Regions from separate parts of the Homo sapiens genome. Here region 2 is linked to region 1. A link is a contact called in ENCODE Hi-C or POLR2A ChIA-PET data. All regions are on one chromosome and are shown on one strand. Each heading gives the region's core, a stretch centred on a gene start or an enhancer-like site at or near the end of the contact. The rest is flanking DNA. Distances are from core to core; before and after follow the strand shown. Region 1 has its middle 22 kb from the start of AGPAT3. Region 2 overlaps AGPAT3 (1-acylglycerol-3-phosphate O-acyltransferase 3).

Evidence for each region. Hi-C counts contacts between places; a loop is a spot of excess contacts on that map. ChIA-PET counts read pairs that join two places held with the same protein, here RNA polymerase II (POLR2A). Pooled maps may share reads with other maps.
Region 2: a pooled map shows a loop between it and region 1 (4-fold over the local background). The contact joins two enhancer-like sites. A Hi-C loop is called at or near these places in 2 of 168 maps with a recorded cell type or tissue (GM18951 and aorta), 1 of 37 single-sample maps with no recorded cell type and 7 of 50 pooled maps. POLR2A ChIA-PET finds 5 or more read pairs at or near these places in 8 of 52 experiments (GM10248, GM12878, PC-9 and 5 more).

The regions. Positions count from the first base shown.
Region 1 is chr21:43,840,380-43,846,406 of GRCh38, forward strand. No RefSeq gene overlaps it. Among named protein-coding and RNA genes, the nearest start is that of AGPAT3, 22 kb to the right of the region's middle. Within about 2 kb of position 2,537, at least 3 of the 41 ENCODE cell types and tissues checked have a DNase peak (open chromatin) inside an H3K27ac peak, as active enhancers do; they include GM12878, where a contact is called at or near this core.
Region 2 is chr21:43,935,114-43,941,307 of GRCh38, forward strand. All of the region lies in intron 2 of AGPAT3 (1-acylglycerol-3-phosphate O-acyltransferase 3), which reads left to right. Among named protein-coding and RNA genes, the nearest start is that of AGPAT3, 73 kb to the left of the region's middle. RefSeq lists enhancers at 2,982-3,031, 3,310-4,210, 3,568-3,967, 4,211-5,109 and a silencer at 5,649-5,820. Within about 2 kb of position 4,083, at least 13 of the 41 ENCODE cell types and tissues checked have a DNase peak (open chromatin) inside an H3K27ac peak, as active enhancers do; they include GM12878, where a contact is called at or near this core.

The sequences.
Region 1 (6,027 bases), core at 1,287-3,786:
ACTACAGGTGCATGCCACCATGCTGAGCTGATTTTAAATTTTTTTGTGTGGAGATGGGGTCTTGCTATGATGCCCAGGCTGGTCTTAAACTCTTGTCCTCAAGCCATCCTCCTGCCTCGGTCCCCCAAACTGCTGGAATTATAGGCATGAGCCAACATGCCCAGCTCTCTTCATTTTTTTTTTTTTTTTGAGACAGAGTTTTGCTTAAAGATCTTGGCTCACTGCACCCTCCACCTCCCAGGTTCAAGTGATTCTCCGGCCTCAGGCTCCCGAGTAGCTGGGATTATAGGTGCGTGCCACCATGCCCAACTAATTTTGTATTTTTAGTAGAGACGGGATTTCACCATGTTGGCCAGGCTGATCTCAAACTTCTGACCTCAGGTGATCCACCCACCTTGGCCTCCCAAACTGCTGGGATTACAGGCGTGAGCCACTGCGCCTGGCCTCTCTTCACTTTTTTGATGGTGTTCTTTGAAGCACAAAAGTTTAAACTTTTAAAAATTTACAAATCGGCCAGTCGCAGTGGCTCATGCCTGTAATCCCAGCACTTTAGGAGGCCGAGGTGGGAGAATCACTTTAGGCCATGAGTTCGAGACCAGTCTGGCCCACACAGCGAAAACCCATCTCTCCCAAAAATACAAAAATTAGCCAGGAGTGGTGGCGCGTGCCTGTAGTCCCAGCTATTCGGGAGGCTGAAGCAGGAGAATTGCTTGAACCCGGAAAGTGGAGGTTGCAGTGAGTCGAGGTCACGCCATTGCACTCCAGCCTGGGTCACAGAGTGAAAGTTTTAACTTTGATGGAGTCCAATCTGTCTATTTTTTTTCTTTGGTTGCGTGTGCTTTTGGTGTCATATCTAAGAAGCCATTGCCTAATCCAGCGTCACCGAGATTTATGCCTGTGTTTTCTTCTAAAAGTCTCATAGTTTTAGTCTTATACTTAGGTCTTTGATTTAAGCTAAATATTGTACATGGTGTGAGATAAGGGTCTAACTTTATTATTTTGGATGTGGCTATTAAGCTGTCCCAGCACCATCTGTTGAAAAGACTATTCTTTCCTGATTGAGTGTATTTATTTATTTATTTATTTATTTATATATTTTTGAGGCAGAGTCTTGTTCTGTTGCCCAGGCTGGAGTGCAGTGGCACGATCTTGGCTCACTGCAAGCTCCGCCTCCCTGGTTCACGCCATTCTCCTGCCTCAGCCTCCCGAGTAGCTGGGACTACACGTGCCCGCCACCATGCCTGGCTAATTTTTTGTATTTTCAGTAGAGACGGGGTTTCCCCTTGTTAGCCAGGATGGTCTCGATATCCTGACCTCGTGATCCACCCACCTCGGCCTCCCAAAGTGCTGGGATTACACGTGTGAGCCACCGCGCCCGCCCCAATTGAGTGTTTTTGGAATGCTGTTTTGAAAATCGATTGACCATGTATGTAAGGGTTTATTCTTGAACTCTTCATTCTACCTCATTGATCTCTATGTCCATCCTTATGCCCAGTCCCCCAACTTTCTTCTTTTTCAAGACTGGTTATTCTGGATCTTTTGTATTTTCATATAAAATTTAAGGCAAGCTTTTCAATTTTTTTTTTTTTTTTTTTTAAAAGCAGCTGGGATTTTGATAGGAATTGAGTTGAATCTGCAGATCAACCTGGAAAGTATTGCCATCTTAGTAAGTATTCCCATCAATACTTAGGAAAGTATTGCCATCAATAGTAAGTCTTCTGATCTATAAACATGGGATATGTTTCCATTGACTTAGGTCTTTAAAAATGTTCTTTCAGGCCGGGCATGTTGGCTCATGCCTGTAATCCCAGCACTTTAGGAGGCCGAGGTGAGCAGATCACTTGAGGTCAGGAGTTTGAGACCAGCCTGGCTAACATGGTGAAACCCCATCTCTACTAAAAATACAAAAAATAGCCAGGTGTGGTGGCAAATGCCTGTAATCCCAGCTACATGGAAGGCTGAGGCAGGAGAATTGCTTGAACCCGGGAGGTGGAATCTGCAGTGAGCCGAGATTGCGCCACTGCACTTCAGCCTGGGTGACAGAGCGAGACTTTGTCTCAGGAAAAAAAAAAAAAGTTCTTTCAGTTATATTTTGTAGTTTTCAGTGTGCAGATCTTGCACATCTTTTGTTAAATTTATTCCTAAGTATTTTAATCTTTGTGATGCTATTGTGAACGGTTTCCTTAATTTGACTTTCTGATTGTTCATTACTATTTGTAGAAATGCAACATATTTTTGTATATTGATTGTGTTTCCTGCAGCCTTGCTAAATTCATTTATTCATCCTAATATTTGTTGATTTTTTTTTGTGTGTGTGTGTGTGTGTGTGTGTGTGTGTGTGATCCTTATGATTTTCCATATATAAGACCATGTCATCTGTGAATAAAGATAGTGTTACTTCCTTTTTAATCCAGATGCCTTTTATTTCTTTTCCTTGCTTGGTTGTTCTGGTTTGTCTCTAGTAGAATGTTGAACAGAAGTGGTAACAACAGAGATCCTTGTCTTATTCCTAATCTTGAGGGGAAAGCATTTAGTCTTTCATTATTAAGTATGATGTTAGCTGGATTTCATAAGTACCCGTTTTCACTTCAGGTTCACTTTCAGTTTCAGGTTGAAGAAGCTTCCTTCTATTTCTAGTTTTTTTTTGTTTTACCATGAAAGGATGTTAAATTTTGTCAAATGCTTATTTATTTATTTATTTATTTATTTTTTAAGATGGAGTTTTGCTCTTGTTGCCCAGGCTGGAGTGCAATGGCGTGATCTCAGCTCACCGCAACCTCCACCTCCTGGGTTCAAATGATTCTCCTGCCTCAGCCTCTTGAGTAGCTGGGATTACAGGCATGCGCCACCATGCCCAGCTAATTTTTTGTATTTTTAATAGAGATGGGGTTTCTCCATGTTGATCAGGCTGGTCTCGAACTCCCAACCTCAGGCGATACGCCCACCTCGGCCTCCCAAAGTGCTGGGATTACAGGCGTGAGCCACCGTGCCCGGAATTTTTTTTTTTTTTTTGAGTCGGAGCCTCACTTTGTCGCCTCCTTCTGATGCCTGTAATCTCAGGCCCTGGAGTGCAGTGGTGCGATCTCGGCTCACTGTAGCCTCCACCTCCCGGGTTCAAGTGATTCTCGTGCATCAACCTCCCAAGTAGCTGGGATTACAGGCACGCACACCACCACGCCCAACTAATTTTTGTATTTTTAGTAGAGACAGGGTTTTGCCATGTTGGCCAGGCTGGTCTCCAACTTCTGGCCTCAAGCAATTCACCCACTTTGGCCTCCTAAAGTGGAGGGATTACAGGGGTAAGCCATCGCGCCTGGCCAATTTTTAAATTTTTGGGTAGAGACAGGGTCTCACTATGTTGCCAGGCTGTTCTTGAACTCCTGGGCTCAAGCGATCCTCCAGCATCAGCCTCCCAAAGCACCGGGATTACGCTGTGAACTGCCATGCCCAGCCCTGGATTTTCATATCTTGAGTCAACTTGGCATTCTTGGAATAAATCCCACTTAGTTGTGGTGTATAATTCTTTCTGTACTTTACTGGATCTGATTTGCTAGTGTTTTGTGGAGAATTTTTGTATCTATATTCATGACAGATGCTGGTTTGTATGTTTTTTTTTTTTTTTCTTTTTTCTTGTGATGTCTTTGCTTGGATTTAGCTTCGGGATAGAACTAGCCTCCTATAATGAGTTGGGAGTGTTCTCTAATTTTCTATTTTTTGGAAAAATTTGTGGAGGATTGGTATTAATTCTTTCTTAAGTGTTTGGTAGAAATTACCAATATAGTTATCTTGGCCTTGGTTTTTTTTTTTTTTGTATGTAGTTTTTAAAAAATATTACTAATTCAATTCCTTTACTTGTTACAAATCGATTAAGATTTTCTATTATTTCTTGAGTCAATGTGGTAGTTTGTATCTTTTTAGGAATTTGTCTATTTCATCTAAGTTATATAATTTGTTGGCATACAATTATTTATCTTATTTTCTTATAATACTTTTACTTCTGTAATGTCAGTAGTAGGCCGGGTATGGTGGCTCATGCCTGTAATCTCAGCACTTTGGGAGGCCAAGGAGGGCAGATCACCTGAGGTCAGGAGTTCGAGACCAGCCTGGCCAACATAGCAAAACCCCGTCTCCACTAAAAATACAAAAATTAGCTGGGTGTGGTGGCGCACACCTGTAATCCCAGCTACTTGGGAGGCCGAGGCAGGAGAATTACTTGAACCTGGGAGGCAGAGGTTGCAGTGAGCCAAGATGGCGCCATTGCACTCCAGCCTGGGCAACAGAGCGAGACTCCGTCTCAAAAAAAAAAAAGTCATTATCAATGTCCCCCCTTTGATTCCTTATTTTAGTAACATGAATCTTCTTTCTTTTATTCTTGGTTAGTCTTACTAAAGGTTTATCAATTTTGTTGATCTTTTCAAAGGACCAACTTTCAGTTTTGTTGATTTTCTCTTGTTTTTCTATTCTTTATTTCATTCATTTCCACACTAAATTTTAATATTTCCTTCCTTCCACTTTGGGTCTAGTTCGCTCTTTTATTCCCTTGTTTCTTAAGATGAAAGTTTATGGTTTTGCTTTGAGATCTTTCTTCTTTCACAAAAATACACTTTATTTTTTGGAGCAGTTTTAGGTTCACAGCAAAATTAAGTGAAAAGCACAGAGTTCTCATATGTCCCCTCCCTCCACACTGAGCCTTCCCCACCACCAACATCCCGACCCCCAACATTTCCACCAGAGGGCTTCCTTTGCCGTAGTGGTGAACCTGCACTGGCCCAGCACCATCGTTTTTTGTTGTTGTTGTTTGGAGATGGAGTCTCGCTCTGTCTCCCAGGCTGGAGTGCAATGGCACGATCTCAGCTCACTGCAACCTCTGCCTTCCAGGTTCAAGTGATTCTCCTGCCTCAGCCTCCTGAGTAGCTGGGATTACAGGCACAAGCCACCACACCCGGCTAATTTTTGTATTTTTAGTAGAGGCCGGGTTTCCTTCCCGAAGGATGCTAAAGAAAGACCCATCCTGCAGCTCTGTCCTTACAGAAGGACATCGAGGAATTACCCACTGGGGAGCTCTGTCCTTCCCGAAGGACGCTGAAGAATTAACCTCAGGTCTTCAAGAGGGAACCCGTCTAACAACCATCGAGGAACCAAGGCCTCCCAGCAACCACGTGCGTGAGCTTGGCATGCGTCCTCCCTGTTGGGGCCTTCAGGGGACAGCAGCCCTAGCCCAGCCAACAGCCTGATGCAGCCTCACAAGAGACCCTGAGCCAGGATCTCCCACCACGCAGCTCCCCCGCTCTTGACTCACAGAGACTGCGCTGACGACGTTTGCTGGTTTCAGCTTCTCAGTTTTGGAGTAATTTGTAACACAGCAATGGGTAATAAATACAGAGGGAGGAGAGAACACAGACCTGTGGAATTACCGTACACACTTTCTGAGGGTCCCTAAGCATCAGAGATATAAATCAAAGGCCTACCGTCCACTTTCACCCAATATGAAATTGCAGTAAAAAGTGGTATAAAGAGATAAAATGCACACATCTGCCACAGGGGTTCCGAGGACAAGCTGGTGGCCAGGGGAACCGGGGAGGGAGCCTGTGTTCCTAGCTCAGGAGTGTTTTTCGAGCACACATCTCTGAACTGGATTCTGAAACATGGTGGGATGTTGAGATGCAGATGGAAAGTCTTTCCAAATGCCAAGGTCACCACAAGCCAAGGCCAACCAAGGATCAGATTGGGTATATTCTTAAGAATGGGCTGGGCGCAGTGGCTCACGCCTGTAATCCCAATGCTTTGGGGGGCCAAGGCGGGTGGATCACTTGAGTCCAGGAGTTTGAGACCAGCCTGGACAATATGGTGAAATCCCATCTCCACTAAAAATACAAAAAAATTAGTTGGATGTGGTGGCATGGCTGTAATCCCAGCTACCCAAGAGGCTGAGGTGGGAGGATCACCTAAGCTAGGGAAATAGAGGCTATAGTGAGCCGTGATTGTGCCACCGTACTCCAACCTGGGCGACAGGAGTAAAACCCTGTC
Region 2 (6,194 bases), core at 2,833-5,332, 96 kb after region 1:
GTGAGGAAGCAGTGGGGAGCACCTGGCAATTCTGGAGAGCTCAGCCAAGTCACCAAAGTGCCGTGCCGCGCTAGCACGCTTTGCTGTGCGGGCATCGGTTGTGTCACACACTGGGCCGTGTGGTGGCCTTGCGTGGTGAGGGAGCAGGAGGCAGGCTCAGGACACACCACAAGAGCAAATGTCAGAGCTGGGACCCAGGGGCAGCACCCTCCAGTAGCAGCACCCAGATCCCGCCTCTCTCCAGCCCCGGGGAGGCTGAGCCGGGGTCCCCAGCTGGGAGTGCCCCCAGGCGCCTGGCCCTGGCAGGCATGAAGCCGTTCAGGAGGAGGGCAGGGCCAGCATAGGCCCCACAATGTCCCCACAGTTTTTACAGTGAGAAGTGGCCTTAGAGGTCAAGTCCAGGAGCGGCCTGCAGGGCGGCCTCTGCACGCAGTACTGGGCATCGGCGCTGCTGCGGAGCTCGGAGAGACCTGAGGCCGGGCCCACAGATGCTCACTGCTCGGTAGGGGCATTCTGGGGCCTCAGGGCTGGGTCTGCCTGGCATTTGGGGAGTCTGTTATTCAGACATGGAAAGGGAACGACTCTCCCAGGAAGGGATTTTTTTTTTTCCTTATCACGAGAAAGGCAGTGACCCAGGCGTGGGGCAGGAAGGACAACCTGGCTTCATCATCACAGGCGGCCACGGAGGAGCTCAGACTCAGGCCCACAGCACCTCAGCTACTCTGGAGATTAAGGAGTGGAGAAGCCTCAGCCAGGGCTCGGGGCTTGGGGCAGTGCCCTGGCTCTCCAGGTGCGCTAAGCAAACAGATCATGCCAGGCTTTTTCCCTGATGGCGGCTCGAGTCGGAAGCCAGAGTGTAGAACAGTAGCGGAGCCCGCCCAGCTGTTCCTAAGCAAGGCCTAGGCCCCACTGCAGGGTCACACGGAAGGCTCACATGCCGCAGCCCTGGCCCCCACACCTGCAGCTCGGGCACCCCTGGGGACAGCCGTGGTGGTCAATCTGCTCACTTCAAAGAGGGGGAGCCAAGGCCAGAGAAGTCAAGTGACCTGCCAGGACCCCAGCTCTGCAGCCCAAAGAGTCCAGGACTGAAGCAAAAGCAGGGAGAGGGGAGGACAATGCAGCCCCAGCCCCTTGTGCCTGACGTCACACCAGGCTGGCACCAGGCCTCCAACCCCAGCCGGGTTCCTCAGCCTCCCCTAGCAGTGGCGAGCACGGCATTGTTTACCGGGGGCTGTGGACTTTTCTGTGGGTGCACCTGCAGCGTTCGTCTGTCTGAGAGCAGACTGCTGTCCTCCGTGGGGCCAGTGCCTCTGCCCTCCTGGCACACGGCCACAGTGCCTCCCTCCGGAAGAATGGCCTGGGAGTCAAAGCTGCAAGTTTTAGTTGTCTCCTCATGTACAAGGATTTCTCCGGCAGAGGAAGACACAGTGAGAGAATCAGGTGGCACGCCGGTAATGCCTGTGTTGAAAGACCTGCTCGTGAATGAGCTCTGCCCCTATAATACTTCTGTTCTATCACAGCCGAAAAGCTCACCCGACTGCTGCCCACAGAGACTTCAGATACCTTGGCAAAAACAAGACATCCTTTCCTTTTCCCGACCGCAGCTCTTGGATGGAGGCGCAGAGGCCTAGTGCTTCTGAGTGGAGCCATGCCTGGCGCCAGCCTGGCTCTCCCGTGTCAGCTCCGCCTAAAGCGGCTCCCAGGCCTCTGTGCCTCAGCGAAAAGGGCTTCCCTGTGTATTTGCAACTGCACGGCCTGTTTCCTTGCCCTAAAATTTGTTAAAATCTTCAAGATGTGAACAAGCTTTTTTCCTCTTAAAAAAATGACATATTTAGAAGTAGGCTGTGGGTCCCTGGGATGCTGGTTCCCCCAAGTATTTTTCTCTAATAGAAATCTTTGGTTTTGTTTTTAAAAGGAATTCTCCATTCACGTACTGTTCTGAATGGTAGCCATGTTTGCTTTAAGATAAAAGAACACCCCGCCTGCAAACCTGAGTGGGGCTGGCACTCCTGGGTGGGGGAACGTTGACCCTGTGGCTTCCTGTGGCCCTGGAGAAAACTCAGGCTTGCTGTTATCACAGGGGTACCCATGAGTGACTTTTGGATTTTGGGAAATGCAAAGCATGTAGATAAGAAGTTGGTCCCTAGATATGTGTGAGTCCCAAAGGCCCACTGGGTGGGGCGCTGGTGAATTGAGCTGAAAGTAGCAGAATCTGCCTTGAGCTGACCTAGGTGGGAAGCCCCAGGGGTCAGCTCCTCTACGCTGGCCTTTGCTTGGCTTGGCGGAGGCGCGCAAGGCCCCTGACTATATCTGTTCCTCCTCTGGGCCACCCTCTAGGTTGCTTTCCACTGCAGGCCTGTCTCCTTGAGGTGACATCGTGGCTGCCTCTGCACCAGCCATCACAACTTGATACAGATAAGTCTGATGTCAGGAAAAGGGAGTTTTTTTTGTTTTGTTTTGTTTTTCTGGAGACAGGGTCTCCCTCTGTCACTAAGGCTTAAGTGCAGTGGCGCAATCGTGGCTCACTGCAGCCTTGAACTCCTGTGTTCAGGTGATCCTCCTGCCTCCGAAAGTGCTGGAATTACAGGCGTGAGCCACCATGCCTGGACAGGAAAAGGGAAATTTCTTTTTGCAACCTTTTGTCAGGGGCTGAAACCTTTCTGGAAGCTCCAAAAGACTCCTTTCTCTCTCTCATTAACTATCTCTAAGGCAGTCATTAGGACGCATCCCATGAAACCAGATGACTTCTGCATAGCCATTGCCTTCTATACCTCAGGCAGGTTCTTGTTAGAAGAAGTGCCAGGCAGAGGTTGTGTGGGCAGCCAGTCATATTTGCATATTTTGGGGTGACTGTGCAGACAGTGCTGGACCAAGGAAGTTGTCTGGGTCCTCGCTGCAGAGGGAGGAGGAAGCAGCTCACACGCTTGCTGTTGTCTGGTGGGAGGGCTGCATTTCTCCTCTCTCCCCCACTTTCTCTCTCTCTCTCTCTCTCACACACACACAGACACACACACACACACACACACACTCACACTCACTGTTGGGTTTCTTGGGCTGCTAACAGGATTAAATGAATGTCTTGGTTCCATGATGTGCATGTTACGCTAGAGAGCTAAGTTAGTTAACATCGCTCATTGGGATAGAAGGAACGTACTGAGGAACGTACTGAGGATTAGAAGTCAGAATTCTTGAATCTGCAAATCTTTTTTTTTTTTTTTTTTTTTTTTTGAGACAGAGTCTTGCTCTTGTTGCCCAGGCTGGAGTGCTCACTGTAACCTCTGCCTCCCGAGTTCAAGCGATTCTCCTGCCTCAGCCTCCTGAGAAGCTGGGATTACAGGCATGCTAATTTTTTGTATTTTTAATAGAGACAGGGTTTCACCATGTTGGCCAGGCTGGTCTCAAACTCCTGACCTCAGGTGATCCACCAGCCTCGGCCTCCCACAGTGCTGGGATTACAGGTGTGAGCCACCGTGCCCGGCCTGCAAATCTTCTATTTTGTTCAGACACTAACTCCAGCCCTATAAATAGTCATCCAATACTTCCAGTAAATGGTGCGCCTCATATTGATCTGCCTGGTTGCCTTACCGTGTTTGTTACATTGCTGTGTAACGAGTTACCCACAAACTTAGCAGCGAAAACAGCAGACATCTATTATCTCACACAGCTGCGGAGGGTCAGGAATCCAGGAGTGGCTTAGCGGGCGATTCTGGGTGTCACGTGGAGTCACATGGGGTCAATGTGTTGGCCGGGGATGCAGTCACCTGAAGCCTTGTGGGGGGAAGGAGGGGCTCCCCCAGGCCTGGGAAGGCTGCGGCTGCCCCATCACGCTCTCTCCTCCACCAGGTTCACAGGTTCACAGAAGTAAAGGCTGAGCATGTCAGGACTGAGCTGAGCGGTTCCCACCTCTCAGTCCACAGTTTCCCACAGAGCACGCAGGGGCCGCACCAGGGCTGGGACGGGGCTGCGACCAGGCTAGGGGAGCATCCTGGGCAAACCCTGCTGGGGACAGGTTCGTTGTGTCTGATGCCGTGGGAGATGCACGAGCAGTGACTTTCACTTTATCCCACTGTGGCCCCGTGACCCTGAGCGAGAATGCACTGGCCGGGCCTCCAGGGGGCGCTCCCTTAGGAACACCCCATCCCCGTCCCCGTGTGCTGTCGAGGGCCTCTAGCGGGCGCTCCCTTGATAACACCCCACCCCCGTCGCTGTTGTTGTCGGGGGCCTCCCGCGCCCCAGGAGGTTTCCCAGGGCGATGCTCTGGTCCCTGGGTCCTTTGATCTCATCTCCCTAGTTTAGCCTTTGAACTCCATTTCAGATTGAGAGGTTTCAGGCTGGAGTGACATGGAGGGACGTGCCTGACTTCTGGAGGATAAGAGGCGGCCCACCCCACAGCTCTTCCAGCGTGGGAGCTCTGAACATGGGACCCGGAGCACCACCGTTTAGCAAACCTTGCTGCAGTTTGGAGAGAGTGTCGCGGGCGCCTGGCCTGTCCGGCAGGCTGGGTGGCTGTTCTCTGTTGAGCCCACAGCCATGCCCCACATGCAGGACGTTTGCCTATCACTTGGAGGCCTTTCAGGGATCTTGCTAGCCCACGGCTGAGCACAGGGTAGACCTCACCAACTCACCCACAACCTGGCCCCTTGACACACTGGTGCTGTGAGGAGGAAGATGTGGGCACTCTTAGGTCCCTGGTCCTAGGGGTCTGTGCTGGGGTGGGGCTCGTTGACCTGCATCCTGGCTGGCCCTGTGACTCTGCCTGTTTACAGTGAGCAGCTCCTGGCCAAAAGCTGCTTATTGGATTAGCCGGTGCCCCGACGGCAGAGCCCGCAGCTGTGCGCAGGAGGACGAACCTGTGTGTATGTCCTGCTTCAGCGCGCTCCTGGGGTCCCTTGAGTTGGTCTCTGTGACTAGAAGGACAGTGCTGGCCACGCAGGTGGCACCCTGGGGGTGCCCAGCACCCACTTCCTGCTGAGCAGATGCTCTGGGTGGCAACGGCCCCTGCCAAGCCTGGGCAGCTCAGGCCAGGTCCTAATCCCTCCGCTTGAGCTCGGCTCCTCACCCTTTGGCCAGGCTGACACCTGCTCCCCGCAGGTCCTTCTCGCCGGCTTCAGGCAGCACAGGACCGAGGGCTGAAGATGCTGAGCAGCTACCCGGCCTGCCTCTTCTCAGGGATCTGTGTGGCCCTGCTGGCGGTGGCTTTGGCCTATTACTTCTACTGGTGAGTGAGGCCGGGGCCCGGGGGCCTGGGCAGTCCTGGGGGCCTTTACTGTGTGCTCCCCTCCTCTTCCAGCCCTGGACCGTTCTCTGCATGTCAACAAACCCTGCCTAGCCCTTTGCAGGGGAACTCCTGGGAGGTAGGGAAGCAGGGGATGGCAGGAACTCATTCTGATCCCTCCTGGGGTCCTTGGGCAGCTCTCCCATCCTTCTGCAAAGGGGTTTTTGTTCAGAACATTCCTGAAGGAGCTGAGCGGTTTCATACCATCTGGGCGGTGTTTGTAGATGCCTGGCATGTCCTGGGACGGACAAGTGCCTGATGTATGGGCACAGACTCCCACTGCCCCCCAAGGCAGGTGCTGTAGGATGGCTGATTTACATGGTGATCTGCACCCTGAGCAGAAAATGCGTAGTTACCATCAAAGTGGCGCTGCTCTGTCACACCCATTGCCTGATGGGCTGGTTTATGGTGATCGCAGGCGATTTCCCAGCTGCCCTTGACCAGAGTCCGTGCCGGCTCTTACTGCAGAAGCCGAGAATCAGCAGGTGTCACAGATCACGCTGGCCTAGGATTTCAGAGACTCGGTCCCAACCCCGCTGTGTCTCCGGGCTGGGATTAGATGGGGTGTTTGTGCTCCAGGCCTCCAGTGCTCGTTGGTAAAACGGGACACTGATGCCGCCTGCTGTTTCTGCAGAGGGTCAAAGGGCACAAGATGCGTGCCAGCCTCTGTCCATGGGGTGTGTGATGATGGTACCAGGTGGTGCAGGGGGCAGCTGGGGGGACCCAAAAACCCCAAGTCTGGGTGCCAACTTTATTTTCTAGAGCCGGAGAACGAGGTGATTTCCTAGGAAGAGACCACAGCTCCCCTGGAGGTTCCACGCTAGACTGTGTTTGTTTTTCTTGGTGCACACTTGGCCAGGAGCTGCTTCTCTCTGATCTGGAAGCTTTCTCTTCTATAGATCCGATTAATGCACTTCCA